Regions from separate parts of the Mus musculus genome. Here region 1 is linked to region 2. Evidence: chromatin loops called from intact Hi-C (ENCODE). Cell type or tissue: left cerebral cortex. All regions are shown on one strand. Each heading gives the region's core, and the rest is flanking DNA. Links, peaks and the distances in the headings are about the cores only. Region 1 has its middle 23 kb from the start of A830009L08Rik. Region 2 overlaps Atg10 (autophagy related 10).

Evidence for each region. A loop is a pair of places that touch in the nucleus more often than their neighbours do. Peaks named below come from ENCODE experiments on the same cell type or tissue, not always from the same donor. Only the 100,000 strongest peaks of a DNase experiment are listed, where the experiment ranks them.
Region 1: a loop joins it to region 2, with 2.5 times the contacts of the local background. A loop is called at or near these places in 3 of 42 quality-filtered maps.

The regions. Positions count from the first base shown.
Region 1 is chr13:91,362,623-91,367,998 of GRCm38, forward strand. No RefSeq gene overlaps it. Among named protein-coding and RNA genes, the nearest start is that of A830009L08Rik, 23 kb to the right of the region's middle. In left cerebral cortex, for the core only: a CTCF peak has its summit at 3,130 (motif pointing left); a DNase peak (open chromatin) is centred at 2,869.
Region 2 is chr13:91,162,295-91,167,670 of GRCm38, forward strand. All of the region lies in intron 2 of Atg10 (autophagy related 10), which reads right to left. Among named protein-coding and RNA genes, the nearest start is that of Atg10, 59 kb to the right of the region's middle. In left cerebral cortex, for the core only: no CTCF peak of the experiment used is centred there; DNase peaks (open chromatin) are centred at 2,727 and 3,122; H3K27ac peaks cover 1,764 bases.

The DNA.
Region 1 (5,376 bases), core at 328-5,327, 200 kb after region 2:
AATCTCATCAGATCATGTTCTTTAGCAATGCTTATACTACTGCAGAAAAAGCAGGAAGTTTATGTGCATAAAATCATGTCCACTTCTTCAGGATCATGTCTTTTATCACAGTGAATGACAGAGAATTCTAGGTTGGCTGCCTAAAAACCAGTGTGATGCCCTTGTACAGCCCACCTCACTCTAATAAAAAAATAATAATAACCCACACCACTTAAACCTTTTCATTCATTTAACAAGTGTTATATAGCACTTAAAATACGCTGTAGACTTTGCTGGTTCGTGACATTCATAAAGATAAGTAAATCACAGCGTTTGGCTGGCCTGGAAGAGCTCCTGAGACAAACCGTTGCAGCCTCTTGTCTTGTTACAGCGCTGGAACCCGGAGTAGCTGTGTTTTGTGGGAGCCCAGAGAACAGTAAGCTTCCCCGGGGAAGTGGGATGAGGGGGCTTCCCACAGAAGATACCATCTGCAGTGTGCAAGGAGGACTGAACTGCAACACTCCCATCAGAAAGGTGTGTTCTCAGCTTGGGAACAACAGGAGCAAAGCTGTGCTAGCGAGTGCTGGAAATCCTGTCTAGGGAGCTGAGCCAGGAAGAGGAGGCAGGCTTTATGGCCCTTCATAAAGCAAGGATGGAACCAAATCAATTTCTTAAAACCAGCTTCAAAGCTCTAGAGAGGCCGTGTAGGATCGCAGCTACTTATTGCTTTTTCTTTTAAGAAATTGTTTTTTGGATTTTCATGTCCGTTCATTTAGAGATATTCTATCGGTTGGTTTGAGTGTTTAGAAATGATTTTCAAATACCATCCAGATCAACACTAGATAAACCCAGCAACAGGGCCTAGCTTTGAGATTTCTTTTCACCTGTTCACCGAGGTCTCAAACAAGAACAGTGTGTAGAAACCACGGAATGGCTTCCTAATACAATCTATGAGTTAACTCAAGGAGTCTGCCCAATGAAGGAGAGGTTAAGTGACTTGATTCGAGCACACTGATTTGAGGCATCTTGTCCCTTTCCTGTTTTGCAATCGAATTTTCCCACACAACCAGATCTAGGCATGAGGTCTCACCTGCCTGTGCCCATTTTTCTATCTGTAAGATGGAGTTAGCACATTTAAGTACTTAGAAAGCTGAATTCTGAAATCTTTGGCTACTGTGGTTATTAGTGGACATATTAGGACATTTCAGTAACCCTCTCCTGCCAGCTCTACCAACATGAAATCCATCTTATCTGAAGGTAAACAGAAAGAAAGGCATCCCACCAAGAGATTATAAAGCTTCCAAAAATAGCAGAAGAAAGGAAAGTCTATTTTTCTCATGAGTTAAAAAAAAAAAGGAGGAAGATATTTTTCTTAAACTATGTGTCTGTGGCTCTCAGAATTTAGCACATGTAAAAAGCACTTATGAGATCTCCTAAAAACAAATCCCTAAACAGAGTCCTCTCTACCACATAGTCAGGATCTGATTTTAGGTCTGACTTGGCCTGCTTGGTAACTCGGGGTCTCACCATGGACCCAGACTGGTCTTATCTGCTGTCTCAGCCTAGGAATTGCTGAGCTTACAGGCTTGTGCCACCATGACTGTCTGGTAGCTGTTTTCAAAGAAAAGGAAAAGCATTTCTCCAGTTAGCCATGGGAGCTGCCAGCTGAAGTCTTCCATTACTCAAGCCCAACTGGAGCCCATACTTGATTCTCTTTCTTGTTCTGTTGGCTCCAAACCATTGCCTATATTCATTCCTCCATGTCCACAAATTTCTGAAACTGCCTGTTTATCTTCCTTTAGGAGTAGGGAAGAATGGCTTCCCACCTTTTCATCCTTAAAGAAGAGCCACAGTGGCTCATAGCAATAGCAGGGATGTGTTATAGTGTGGGAGGTGGGTGGCCTCCCAGCCTTTCTTGGTTATCTCGCTGCTGTCCTGAGGCCTTTCTGTGTCTGTGTGTATGTGTGGGGGGATGTCTGTATGTCTCTATGTGTTTGTCTCTGTGTGTGAGCCTGTGTGTGTATGTGTGTTTCTGTGTGTGTGTCTGTGTGTGTGTGTGTGTGTGTGTGTGTTTGTCTGTCTGTCTGTCTATATGTGGGTGTCTGTGTGTGGGTGTCTCTCTGTGTACTTGTATGTGTGTCTCTGTCTGCCTGTGTATGTGTATGTCTGTGTCTGTATGTGGGTGTCTCTGTGTGTATGTATGTCTGTATGTGTGTCTCTGTGTGTTCTTGTGTGTGTGTGTGTGTGTGTGTGTGTGTATGTCTGTGTGTATATATCTGTGTGCGTGTCTATGTCTGTGTGTATTTGTGTGTGTCTCTCTGTGTGTGTCTGTGTCTGTGTGTGTTCCCTTATAAAATTAGTGTAAGAACTGAAAAGGAGAAATGAACTAATAGGATGGAAAGATTTTCATTCCTCTCTCAAAGAAGCCTCTCAGCTGGGCGCCCCAACATTTTATAGACATTACACAGCAGAGGGGCACTGGGGAACCCTGACCTTTGGACCCACTCGGCTCTCAGGGGTGCATGAAACTGATACACTAAGCTAGTCTGAGACATCCTATGTCACTGAAGGATACCACGCCAAGGTTTTCTCTCCAGCATGATGATGCTCTATCTCTCTCCTGCTTCCCTGAGGTGGGCCACTGGGTGTTGTCCACTCCTGGGACTGGATCCTACTTCCAGCCCCACCTCCCATAGCTCCACTTCCAGGCAGCAGGAGGCCTGAGGCTCCATCCCCACTGCTGGTGGGCTGATCAGACCTAGTGAGACAGTGCCCTGGACTGCTTGGTTCTGCTCTTTCCCAATCTGTTCAACTCACTTGCCTGCTGCCAAGACTGCTCTTTTCTGCTGGCTCTGAACCAGTAAGTGCCCTGGGCAGGGACCCAGCCTCTGGAGCCATGCCCAGTGCTTGGTCCAGTGCTTGGCCCACTGCCCAGGAGTCGTCAAGAGTCTGGTCTGGGTATGTGTCCTTTCAGCTGCTTGTCCTATAGTCTTCTCCTTGGAGTGGTAGGATGGGAGACATCCATCCTTGTCATTTTTAGCCTACCCCAAAGCTTCTTTTTGCCCTTACAATAGAAATGGGCCTGATGTAGTTACAGGCACTAGCTAATTGGGGTTCTGGGACTTTTAAAGGCATTGGGGGATTCATCGTGAGCCCTCTAGTGTTCATAAAATGTTTTAGAGGGCTTTGGGGCCCTGAGTGGTGGATTCTCCAGGAACCACAGCCTGTGTGTAGCCTCAGTTTGAATGCCTATTCTAGAACATCTCTACCCTTGAGATCATTTGGTAAAAATAACCTTTCTGAGATGGGATATTGGGGAAATAAATAAAGGCTACCTTGGGCCTTAAAGACCATGTGAGTGGCCATCAAAGCAGACAATCTGTGTCCCTAGGGTGGTATCCACCACTCCACAACCACATACTGGAGCTCCAGAGGAGGCCCGATGAGACAAAACTCTGGAGGTGGGGGTGCTTTGTAATGATAGAGAGAAGAGACAAGGAAAAGATTTACAAGGCTCCCAAGCACAGAGACTCGATACACACACACACACACACACACACACACACACACATTTGAAAGAAATCAGGAAATTATAGAAAATAAACATTCTATGTAGCCACTAGGTGGGTGGCCATCGCATGTGCTGCAGACCTCAGACATTTAAATCAGAGCAGCCTAAGCCTTCCATATCTAATTCCCAGAGGCCATCTTGAACTGAGTTAGTATTGTTTATTAACAAAACCAGAACTTCTTTTTTTTCTTTCCTAAAAGCGGCACTTGGCTTTCAGACATAAATCTATATGGAGGAAATATAACTTTTCCCCAAAATCATAAGCAAGATTTTTTCGGAACTCTGTTTCCACCTGTAAACAGCAGGATACCCAGTCTGGGTTTTTAGAAAACAAGTCTAGGTTGCAGAAAAGACAATTAGAAAAAAAAAAAATCTCATTTTACCTTATATTCAGCAGATTTGGAAAGAAAGAACTACAGGACCCCAAAACACATCGCATGCTCAAAAATAATTGCCAGAGTGAGAGACCAGCACAATCTCTGACTTGGGCACATCTGACACAGTGGCATGCCTCCCAGTTATCTCAGTGACAAGTCCTGGGCAAAGTGTCACGTGGAGCATTATTCATCTAATCCCCACTTTGCTATGAACTGGAGATACTTTCCACATTCCACTCTTCAAACGTCACTATAAAGTCTTTAAGTCACAGGAGTGAAATTAAACATCCTGCCATGGGCAATGGGAATCGAAACTATGACCCCCCTAGTCTAGGATGCAAAGCCTAGCTTCATTCCAGACCAGTTCCAGATGAAGTTAAGTCCAAGCTGTAAACTTCCCTTTACTATCTTCATGGTCAAAGAAAGTTCATGACAACTTTAGAAGGGAAAATGGCTACTCTGCTAGTGTGGTTACTAAGACATCAAACTATAATTATTATCAAGAGTTTGCTAATTTATTTAGGATTTTAGAGTATCTCCTATCTAATCTTATCATACAACGCATTCTTGGCTAAACACATAAATTATGTATCAACACAGGTTTGAGGGTTTTTGTTTTTGTTGTTGTTGTTGTTTGCTCCTGTTGTTTGTTTGTTTTGTTTGTTTTTTGTTTTTTGAGCTGCAGCAGCAAGCCTTAGACATGTGAAAACATGTTACAGGATAGACATCAAGAGCAGCTGGAATAATCTCAGATTAAACCTGGCATCTTCTCAAACAAGCACCTTCACCTAGCAGGTAGCACTAAGCACTGCTTACGGAGAACAAGCAGGAATCACACAGAGCCCGGCACACAGAGCAGGGTGCATCAGTGTCAAACATACGGAGATTTGGATTCAATAAGTTCCAAACAGAAGCAAGAATCTCCGTTCCTTCCTCCAGCCCCTCCCTCTCTCATATCCCACCCTGCTCCCAACAGGGAATGAAAATTTTGACCTAAATTTGCTAGCTTGTTGAAAATGATTCTATCTTTCTTGTTACAAACTCACTTGAAGAAAAACTGTAGAATTTTGAACTTAGAGAACCAAAAATTATCTTAAAAGAATGGATTTTTGATCATTTAAATTCACATCATATTTCTTTTCCTTTGTCTATCTGGTGTTCAATGATTTAAAAAAAAAAAAAAAAATCTAGCCTAAAGCTAACCAGCAATCTGCCTAGAAAACTTGTCTTAACAAGCTAGGAAAAAACCAAAACCAACAACAACCAAAACAAAACGAAACAACAACAGACCAATAGCCTTACCTCTGTTACAGAAGAAATATACACAAGTATTAACTTTATACAAACAAGGTTGAAATGGGTGGGGTCCTTTTATTGACGTCCAGTTGTCACTGTCATTGGGAAATGTTACAGGCAGCTTCCAGTGTGTGTAGATAAATTAGGACGAGT
Region 2 (5,376 bases), core at 120-5,119:
ATATTATCTTTATAATAATTATATATCATTTTCCTTGTAATACTAAATAAAGACCCAACACAAGAAAGAAAAAATAATAGTTCCCCATGTATAAACTAAGGGTTTCAGCACCAGTTGTATAAACCAGAACATTCCTAAGTATGGTTGCAGGGAAGGACTTATTGTAGAAAGGAGGGAAAGAACTGCTAGAGGCGTCAGGCAAAGGCCAGAGCAGCTTGGAAGGGTGTGGTTCTCCTGCCTATCCAGAAGGCCAGAACATACAGTAGGTGACAAGAAGGTGGCATTGGTAGTTCAAGAGTCCTGCCAGGAAAGGGAGCTTGAACCTTTGCCAGAGACTGGCTTGTCCGTAAACAGTGCTGGAGGCAGACAAAAAGAGTGCAGGCAAAGGAGACCAAGATGGGAGGGGTTGGAGGAGGGTGACAGTGGGAGAGAGGAAGATGGGAGGGGGAGAGGGCGGGAAGCAGGAGAGAGCGCGGCAAAATGGCAGGGTTACAAGGAATGAGAAGATGGGGGAGGGAAGCCCAGGAGCTGGAGAAGTTTGGAAGGGAGGGGCAGGATGAGAAGAGCCACAGGTAGTTGTGATACTGAGGAAGCCTGGGGGCCAGCATGCTCTTGGGTATGCTCCTAATGTGCTGCTGTAGACACCACAGGTACCATTTGCTTCTTTTGAACCTGACACCCCAGGGGTCTGGGATCTAGACCTAGAGGGAGCAAAGCCCAGGATGACCCCCAATGCTCTGTGACTAGAATGGTTCTGAGAGCATGAAGTGCACGAAGCTCTGCAAATAACTCCCTTCCCCCTTTCAGTTTTTGGAATAACCCTTGTAGGTATGAGCTGTAATGAAGCAAATGCCTGGGTTTCACCATATTTTTCCAGTAGCATGGTTTGAAGCCTACTTACAGCTTTCAATTTTCAATTCCATTCAACACAGAGAACTCCAGCCCGGCTGAGAACTCCAGTGCTGTGCTCTTATACAGACAAGCCTGTCTCCTGCTCCCTTTCCTGACAGGACTCTGGAACTACCAAGTTCACCTTCTTGTCATCTCCAGAACTTTCCCAGCTTTCTGGACAGGCAGGAGAACCACACCTCTCTGAGCCCGTCCTTAGAGGTCAAAGCACAGCAAGAACTCTGGTCCCAGAGAAGAGGGAGTAGGTGAAAACCAGTCCCCTGTCCATAAAAAAAAAAAAAGGGGGGGAAGTTACCCAGTGCAACCTCGGAACAGAATCTGGGGAAAGAATGCTTGCTTAAGTAAGTGGACCTAAGCTGAAATTCCACCGCCTGCACATGGTTTTTAAAGGATGGTTACATATTAGATGATGCTAACTAACGCTCTTCTTGGACAAAACACTGAGAAGAGTTTAAAGCTCACTTGGTCCCAACCTCCACACAAGCACTTTAACTCAGGCTTCTGCAACGTTAGGTTTTACAATTAAGCATTTTCTTTCCTCTCTCTCTCTCTCTCTCTCTCTCTCTCTCTCTCTCTCTCTCTCTCTCTGTCTCTCTCTCTCTCTTTTTAATAATGTTTTGTTTTCAGGTTTTCCAACTTGCCCATTTTGAAGTTTCAATTTCTAGTTCATAGATGTGGGACCTCCGTGTGTGCCCTCATACTTTTTATTATATTAAGCAATTTCGTTTGTGCTCCCAGAGCATTTCGGCTTATTTGTGCCAGAGGAATGGCCGATGGTGTTATAACCGATTCGGGGCCTACTGGAGAAAACGAATTTTTTCTCTCTGGTCCTGCTTCCAATTTAAGTTTGTAAAGATTTTACCATATTTTGTCTGTTTACCCTCACTGAAATGTTCTCAAAGGTTTGGCTTTGCCTTTCTAATATCAGAGACTTAAAGGGGAAAAAAAGCATACAGATTGCTCAAGCTCTGATCACACCGCCTTTTCTTTACATTTAAAGTTACTCAGAATCTGACTCCTTTCATCATTAGGACTTAGACAATAGTTAATTTTATTCTTTATTACATTGAAAGAAATGATAATTCTAATAAAAGAAAATAACCAGGTTGCCAAGCACCATCCATACACAGCAGGATGGACGATTCACTAAGCTGCCCAGCCTTTAAGGGAATGAAAGGCCCCTGAGCTTTGACAGCTTAACTCTTCAGAGAAAGGTCTTGCTCTAAGAGAAGGATAGGGTAGAGAAGGTGAGAATGTCCTCTCTGGGATGCGTGCAGTGCCGAAAGAGGAAATGCCTTGAAAACTTAAAATAACACAGAGATCCCCGGGGTAGTACTGGAGGCTAGGTTATCCTAGCCAACACATCTTTTAAGCTCAGTGGTGAACCTGTCCTTGCCCTGTTCTGATGTGTAATAAAACTTACAGGCATCTCTTTCCCTCCCCCTCTCTCTGGGGAAGAGGGGTGTGTGGGTGTTTGCACATGGAAACCTCCCCAGGTATCTGGTCTCTGTACCTAGACGTCCCTCTTCTTACAAGGACACGGGTCACAACAGATTCAGGACCTGTCCTAATCTAGTGTGACCTTATTTTAATCTTGACCACATCTGTCAAGGCTATATTTTTAAACAAAGTCACCAATACAAAACCCATGGGCTTAGGTGACGGTGGGAGAGGGGACAGTCTATAAAGGAAAGGCAGGCAGAATGGGAGAAAGACAGCCCCATATCCTGCACCAAACATAGGCATCTGTCTCAGAAAAACACCCAAACTGCAACTGCTCCAGCCTGAGATTCAGGCCACAGTCTCAGAGACGTTCTGGAAACCAAAATGACACTAGCCAAAAATAGAGCAGAGGGTACCAGCAGCTATTAAAGGGGACTGTACTCTAGGTTAAGGCCTGCTTCCTAACCCACGGATACTGCGAGACTAAAGAGCCAAAAAGAGCACTTAACATTCACTGACTGAAAGAGTGCCAGTGTCAGAGAGGAAGGACAGACAGGGGAAACAGACAGAGAGGAGAGGAGGCTAGGATCTGCTGCATTTCGTGTGTGTGTGTGTGTGTGTGTGTGTGTGTGTGTGTGTCTCCCTCCCTCTCTCTCTTTGGATATAACAAAAGTTTCTTGACATATTTCCCAGCATGAGTCACAGTCTCTGCCCTTCAAGTCATTTCCACTCCAAGTCTGTGCATGTTTAAAGCTCTGGCACTGACTCTCTTCTCCTTCCATATGAATCAGCGCTCAGTAGCAGTGTCTCAAGGAGACAACCTTCAGCAGTGGAGAACGGAAGGCCAGGCAGATGTGCTGCATCAGCAGCAGCTGAGCCCCTCACAAAGCACAGGCTGCGAGCTTCACCGAGTCCCACAGTGTCCATGTTCTCACCTCATGGGCTACTCGTGTCCTCCGACTACTGTGCGCCACACAGACCAAACCAACTGATGAGCATAAAGTTAGTCATGTCTTTCCCTAAAACGTCTATGCATTTGAAATTCATATAAATGGGGGAATGTACTCGTATCATACAAAACACTCTGCTAAGTATTCCTTTGGCCTATGGACCATGAAATAAAACACTAGATTTATCTCCCCCACGTTAAATAGCTAAAACTCTAACAAACAAAAATAAAAGTATGAAGAAGGTGTTTTCTGACCTTTCATACAGACCACGCATGGCAGTGATCTCTGGGAGAAACGCAATAAGCAACCAGACTCCAGAAGTGCCCAGCTCGCAAAGTCAGAGGCAGCAAAGCCAAACAGAGCCCTAGAGTCACTGGCTCTATAGAGGCAGCGTTCTGAGTTGAGGAAACAGGGAGTCAACTGTGGACAGAGTGCACGCACGGCAGCCACTGAGAGGGAACTCTGGCGACCGAGAAGAGCACGCTGCGTCTCCCTGAGTAGTGTTCACGCAGGCATGTAAGGAAACTACTAGAGCCTGGGAATCACAGGCAGATGAAGTATGCAACCTAATCCTCAGAGCCCACACAGGGCCGGAGTCTTTCATATGCCCAGCTGCGTCCCGACACGCACGGCAGTGAACAGCATCCTCGGCATACCTCAGCGGTGGTCCAAATGAGACCTAATCTAAAGGCTGGTTGAGACCTGCCCCACTATATCTTAAAAACAGTCCCTGAAAGAATCAAACTGATTGCCAGGGGAAAGGAGGAACCAGGAAATGGGAAAAGTTGGTCACCAGAGTTTTCGTTGGGCGGGAATGATAGCTGTCGCCTTGCGCAATAAGGTGACTGTAACTAAAACCATCCTTGCAGACTTCAGTGTGGCTAAAGGGGACTGTAAATCTTCTCACCACCAAAAACTGATAAGGACTCGAAGTGAGGGGTATGTTAATCATCCCAATCCAACCGTTACACGATAAAGACCTGCAATGAACCTTCCAAATGAAAGCACACCACAATATAAGCACAAAACAAGAGAGTTTCCAAAGGAAAAAGGAGAGACAGAGACAGAGACAGAGAGACAAAGAGACAGAGAGATCAGCTCCTGGAATTCTCAGTGCATCTTTTTGTGGAAATGGGGTAATGGGGTATTCAGCATAAACTAACATCTAGAATCCAATAAAAAAAAAAAATGAACAGGCATGCCCAGAAGACCCAAAACCTGACTGAAATAATAAGAAAAAAAGTCAGTGAACAAAATGGAACAGAAATGTACAGTGGATGGAATTAAGCACAGCGGCGTGAGAACAGCTATCAGGAAGCCCTTCAGTGGCTCCTCAAAGGGGGGGGGGGGAATGACAATAATGAACAAAAAAAGACAAATACAGACAGTGGCTCAGGGGACTAGGGAGCCGGCTAACTGGTGAGAGTACTTACTAAGCAAGCTTGGACCCCAGCCCTGCATCGTGCCTGGGTCTGCAGCCTAGCACCAAGGGGACTCACTAAGCCAGAGGAGCATCAGTGCTTTCTGGAGAGGGAATCCAGCAAAACTGCAAGCTCCCGGTTCATTCAGAGGTCCTGTCTCAAGGACTAAGGCAGAGAGCCAGTGCTCTCCCGTGCCTAAGTTAAACTTCTAACGATTAAAAAACAATTAAGCATCTGAACTGAAAGCTATACTACTACATAAAATCAACAGCTTATTTATAAGTCCAGAAGAAAATCTTACTAAACCTCAGGACTTAACAACAGAAACTAACAGGGATGACAGGGGAAGGCAGAGAAAGCCACCATTTGTATTTTGTCCAGTTTTGAGCCAGTTAAGGGCTTGGAGAGCCAATTAAGCTAAGAGCAAATGAATTTCATTTTCCTATCTCTAATCGCTGTTAACAGAAAGAAAAGAGCTGAACTTACAATGACTAGATCTGGTTTGTACTCTCAGTTCTTCCTGGGGTCTTCTGCAGACCCAGTTACTGTAAAGTCTCTCGAGTTTGAAAGGCTTGCTACTCCATATCTGTTTGAACAAGAGGCTGTGTCTACGGCAAATGCCCCCAAACACTGCTCCCTTCAATGTGACCAGA